Regions from separate parts of the Homo sapiens genome. Here region 2 is linked to region 1. A link is a loop called in an ENCODE intact Hi-C map of the cell type or tissue named here. Cell type or tissue: natural killer cell. All regions are shown on one strand. Links, peaks and the distances in the headings refer to the core of each region. The heading gives the core; the rest is flanking DNA. Region 1 has its middle 180 kb from the start of CPXCR1. Region 2 holds the start of LOC107985653 (a long non-coding RNA gene).

The links. Peaks named below come from ENCODE experiments on the same cell type or tissue, not always from the same donor. Only the 100,000 strongest peaks of a DNase experiment are listed, where the experiment ranks them.
Region 2: it touches region 1 in a loop (7-fold over the local background); 2 of 110 quality-filtered maps call a loop at or near these places.

Annotation. Positions count from the first base shown.
Region 1 is chrX:88,923,856-88,926,683 of GRCh38, reverse strand. No RefSeq gene overlaps it. Among named protein-coding and RNA genes, the nearest start is that of CPXCR1, 180 kb to the right of the region's middle. In natural killer cell, for the core only: no CTCF peak of the experiment used is centred there; no DNase peak of the experiment used is centred there.
Region 2 is chrX:88,983,694-88,986,521 of GRCh38, reverse strand. LOC107985653 (a long non-coding RNA gene) reads right to left here and starts at 1,808. Exons shown (of 3, transcript XR_001755987.1): 1 at 1,760-1,808. In natural killer cell, for the core only: no CTCF peak of the experiment used is centred there; no DNase peak of the experiment used is centred there.

The sequences.
Region 1 (2,828 bases), core at 218-2,717:
TACCGCTGTTACATCCCATCTATTTTTACTTACATCATCATTCTTGTTCAGATATATGTTTAATATTTCATTATAAATTCTTTGATTTATGAGTAACATAGGAGAGTATGCATAATTTCTAAATGCATATTTAAAAACATATTTTTTGTCATTGAGCTTTTGTTAATTGATATTTGTGCCAATAATATATTCTGTTGGATACCTTGCCTTTTTATATTACTGAAATGTCTCTTATTTTAATGGTTACTCTTGAAGTTTTACCATGCATTCTTAACAAATTATAAACTTGACTTTCTGCCTCAATCATGCAAAATTCTTATAACACCTATAAAACAAACAATCCACTTCAAAACAAACTTTAAAATAAATCACAAAATTGTCATTCTTTTATTTGAAAAATTTGATTAATCTACATGTAATCTACTAGCAACCTCTTTTATTATTTTTCACTTTTATAATCAAGAACTTTTTCTGTCATTTCCCTTCCTCAAATTACATTCTTTAAAACTTGCTTTAGTGAAAGGTTTACTGGTGGTTAGCTGTATTAGTTCTTATCTATATGAAAGTATAGTTGTCATTATTGAAAGATAACTTTCAGGGTACTCAATTCTAGATTAAAAGCTATTTTTCTCCCAGCATTTGATGATATTATTTTATTTTATTTTTCTTTTGGCTTCCGTTGTTGCTGCTGAGATCTCTGCCATAAATCAAATGGTAAGAAAGGAGGTGAAAAAATGGAATGTTCAGGAGTAACTACTGCAAAGCCTATATAAAACCTTTAAATTACTCATATAAAAGACACCCCAGAGACTTGGTTTTGTTCATTTTTGTTTGTTTGTTTGTTTCTGCTTATTAAAAAGACGGTACTATTAAGTTCTGAAGGGGAAAACAATTCAGATCTTACTCTCTTTAGTAATACTATGTGGTATCCATTTGTTATCATAATTTCATATTTAAGAGTTATTCATCTTTATTAAGTACTCTGGCAGAGGAAAAATGCAAACAAATAAATGAAAAAGCTGGCAATGAACATTTCCTGCTTAATCTTCCAATTAATTTCTAAATTAGGATGCTAACTACCTAGAAACCATCAAGCACCCGCTGGACTTTAAATTTCCTTTATTACTTTCCTGTCTCTACCCTCTGATATATTCAGAGTATCACTGGATATAAACCCCAAACTGCACTATATTTCTAACAGGTTTCTTTCTGAAGACCAATAGCTATGAAATATGCAAAGCATTAAGCCATCCTAGCAGGCAGGAATACAATAAAAGCAGGTAGTTTTTATTCATCTTTTGTGCTGGGTATGTTTGTGAAAAATCAAATTATTTTCCCTCTAGGGTACCTTCACTGGGATAGTTAATCTAATTTCTTGCTGCTTTATGCTTTTCTCCTTTCATTTTTTTCTGACTGCTATGTTTAGAGGATTTCAAAAAGTACTTTATGCTGCTGAATATAGGTAGATTTATTGAGGAAGTTACACTGACTAAACTCTCATCTTATTCCTGCTCTTCTCCACATCAAAGGGTCAGGCAAAGGAGAGCTTTTGCTGAAAATCCGCTTTAGTTTCTCCAACTGTTAAATTATTTACCACTTTTGTTTTTGTAGAAAATATTTTGATAGAAATGAAAGCCTCAGCAATGATGTGTGATTAATTTCTAAAGTTCACATGTTGACTGGCAAGAGATACAATATGAGGATGATTCTACAGAAGTCACCTTTTGAAGAAAAAATATATGCTGTATTAAGAATCCCATTAAACATGATTTGTTGTGACATAGATCCAAGAATACTGTAGGTCATATCTCGACCTCTTATAATTTACTGGACACAGTCAAAATATCAGAGAATATAGCTAGTTTCTTCCTTCAATATTAACTTTAGAAATAATTACCTTATGTTACACTTTCTAATCCTCTATAGTATGAGAAATCAACAAATTTAAATGTGGCATTAATTTTTCGTCTATACTCAGACTCTGTCTCTATCAAATCATTTATTTTTTCCTGTGAATTATTAGCTATTTTAGCTCTACTTTGAATAAATTCCTGATCGCAGGGCTCAAAAAAGGGTTTTTGAATCACTAATTATCAGGGAAATAAAAATCAAATCCCCAGTAAAATGTCACCTCACTCAGAATAGCCATTATAAAAAAAAAAAAACACCAAACGCTGACATAGATTCAGAAAAATGGGAACCTTTATTTTTGGTGGGAATGTAAATGAGTACAATCATTTTTTTTTTTTTTTTTTTTTTTGAGACAGAATCTCACTGTGTCACCCAGGCTGGAGTGGGCTGACTGCAATCTCTACCTGCCGGGTTCAAGCGATTCTCGTGCTTCAGCCTCCCAAGCAGCTGGGATTACAGGGGTGTGCCACCATACCTGAGCCTCCATAAGTGCTGGGATTACAGGCATGAGTCATCATGCCCAGCCAGATAAAAAGTTATTAATAAGCTCTGGTGTTCTATTGCCTAGTAGGGTTACTATAGTTAACAATATTGCGTATTTCAAAATAGCCAAAAGAGAAGATTTTGAATGTTCTCACCATAAAGAAATGATAAATATTAAAGGTGATAAATATGCTAAATACACAGAGTGGTTACATGTATGAAAGCATCACAGCGTACCCTATAAATATGTTCAATTATGTGTCAATTAACAGTAAGAAAAAACAAATAAAATAGAGTTTTGTCCAGGTGCAAGGGCTCCTGTAATCCCAGCACTTTGGAAGGTCAAGGCAGGCAGATTGCTTGAGGCCAGAAGTTTGAGACCAACCTGGGCAACACTGCAAGACCCATGTTTGTTTAAAAACAAACAATGAAAC
Region 2 (2,828 bases), core at 146-2,645, 60 kb before region 1:
CTTTTAACCTAGGCACCCTCTGTCTTTTCTTTTTTTTATTATTATACTTTAAGTTTTAGGGTACATGTGCACAACGTGCGGGTTTGTTACATATGTATACATGTGCCATGTTGGTGTGCTGCACCCATTAACTCGTCATTTAGCATTAGATATATCTCCTAATGCTATACCTCCCACCCCCCCCACCCCACAACAGTCCCCGGTGTGTGATGTTCCCCTTCCTGTGTCCATGTGTTCTCATTGTTCAATTCCCACCTATGAGTGAGAACATGCGGTGTTTGGTTTTTTGTCCTTGTGATAGTTTGCTGAGAATGATGTTTCCAGCTTCATCCATGTCCCTACAAAGGACATGAACTCATCATTTTTTCTGGCTGCATAGTATTCCATGGTGTATATGTGCACATTTTCTTAATCCAGTCTATCATTGTTGGACATTTGGGTTGGTTCCAAATCTTTGCTACTGTGAATAGTGCTGCAATAAACATATGTGTGCATGTGTCTTTATAGCAGCATGATTTATAATCCTTTGGGTATATACCCAGTAATGGGCACCCTCTGTCTTAAATAACCATTTATTTTATTTTAAGACAAAAATTTATCATACAAGATTCATTCTCATATAAAATTATTTTCCTTTTAATCTTTCTTGCCAAAAATACCTCTTTATAACATTTTTTACGTTGATTTTATTCACTGATTGCCTTTACCTAATTTTATAAAAAACTTTAAAATAACCTTTGAATTAGACAAAAATTAGTTTTAAGTAAAATCCCAGTTCTTTTTTAAAAAATATTTTCCTATTATTTAAAGAAAATTGGAAATGACCTAGACATTTAATGAATAGCTATTATTTTGCTTAATATAACATTAGATTTTATATTATATGACAAGATTACTTTTAAACATTCCATTACATTTACCTAATTTTTTTTAATAGTTTAACCAGATTACTTATGAAAACTGTGATAGTTATTATTTAAAGTTGTTTCCTTGTTAACCACTTTTATAACCTGTGAATTTCAGGTTTTCCTAAGCAAAAATTTTAAGATTAGATAAGTTATTTTTTTTCCAATAAGTCAGAATTTTGTCGTTTTCATTAACTGAACAATATTAAATGTTTTATTTATTAAATTTTACATAAACGAAGATAACTCTCTTTTAAGCTGCATTCATAGCTTTATAACACTCATGCCAAATTTTGACATCTAGCAGAGACAATGTATGTTAACAATTCTCAAGGCATTTTTTATCCTATTTCACCAATATTTTAAAAAATAGCTTATTTATTAAATATTTACTTAAATCACAGGAACGTTAAAAAGCACTTGGCTTAAAGTCTCTATTTTTCTGGTAATGTATTTGATTTAAGCATTTTAGCCAATTAATTAGAGCTATTTTATACATTTTTAGTAGTGAAACATCATATACATGATACATAAATGCATAGATGTATTAGATACATAGATAGAAGTAAATCTTATATATTCATAAGGCCTCTATTTTTTCTTCCTATTTTAGACTTCCAATTTCCTATTTTATTACCCCAGGCAATTGTCAGCTAGAAGGCCCTTCATTTACATATTAAAGGACTCTTAGGTTAAAAAATAGCATAGTGAAATTTACATCTCAAAATACAGAGAGAAAGTCTGGTGATGCTGGAGGGAGATTAAAGATAGATGTCAAATCCAACATAAATTTGTAGAAATCTATCATAGGATTATAAAAGGAGATCAATTTTATTTAGACAGAGTCTACCTACCTTTTAACTGGATTTCTGAGTTCTGAGCAGAGCCCACACTGAATCCTGGGTCTCCAAAAAGGAAGAATTATTATGAGGCTAGACCATGTGATGCTTTTACAGTGCACTTTAGTTTTTTTGTTTGTTTGTTTTTTAACAAAGACATTTTTGTGTCTAAACTACACTCTTCTTTAAAAACTTGTAAGATACAATGAATTTCTTTGAATTTCTCTTCAAAGGTTCAGCCTGTTAACTTCCTTGTTCTTTGTTCTCAAACTCAACTTTCTTGTTCTCCATGCCTCCTTGCCTCTAGTTACTCTAAACAACCTTCCCATCAGTTTTAATCTATAACTCACATCTGTTCCCTTAGTTACCCGCTCTGCACCTATTCTACCCTTCGAAACCACAAGTCCTACCATTGTAACTCACTCACACATCCCCCTTCCCTTCCTGATTTGGGAAAATATTCACAAGTAGCCAGTCGGGTCAGTTTAGATTGTGCAGTCCAACCCCAGCCCATGGGGGAGTGACACAGAGGTAGGGACCCTGCATTAGACATAAAAACCCCTTCCCTCCTTTATTCATCGTCTCTTATTTATCTATGACCTGGAAGCTCCCTCCCCTCTTTGAGTTGTCCTGCCTTTCCAGATTGAACCAATGTACAATTTACATATATTTATTAATGTCTCATGTCTCCCTAAAATGTATAAAATGAAAATGTGCCCTGAGCACCTTGGGCACGTGTCATCAGGACCTCCTGAGGCTGTGTCACAGGTGTGTCCTTAACCTTAGCAAAATAAACTTTCTAAATTGACTGACAGCTGTCTCAGATATTTTGTGTTAACAATTTGGTGACCACAAAGGGATTCTGAATGGAGGTGTCCTTGACTTTTGACAAATCTCCTATGGGTGCTTGGTACTAGCTTGAAATACTTTTATGGCTCAAACTAATAAAACAATTTGCTGAGGCCTGGGAGCTCCCCTCCCTCCAGAAAATCCCTGATCTCCCAAAATTTGGTTGAGATCTAAAGTTTATTTTTCTGTACAATGCCTTTTCTGGAGATTTACGTGCTTCCAACGAGGAAGGCAA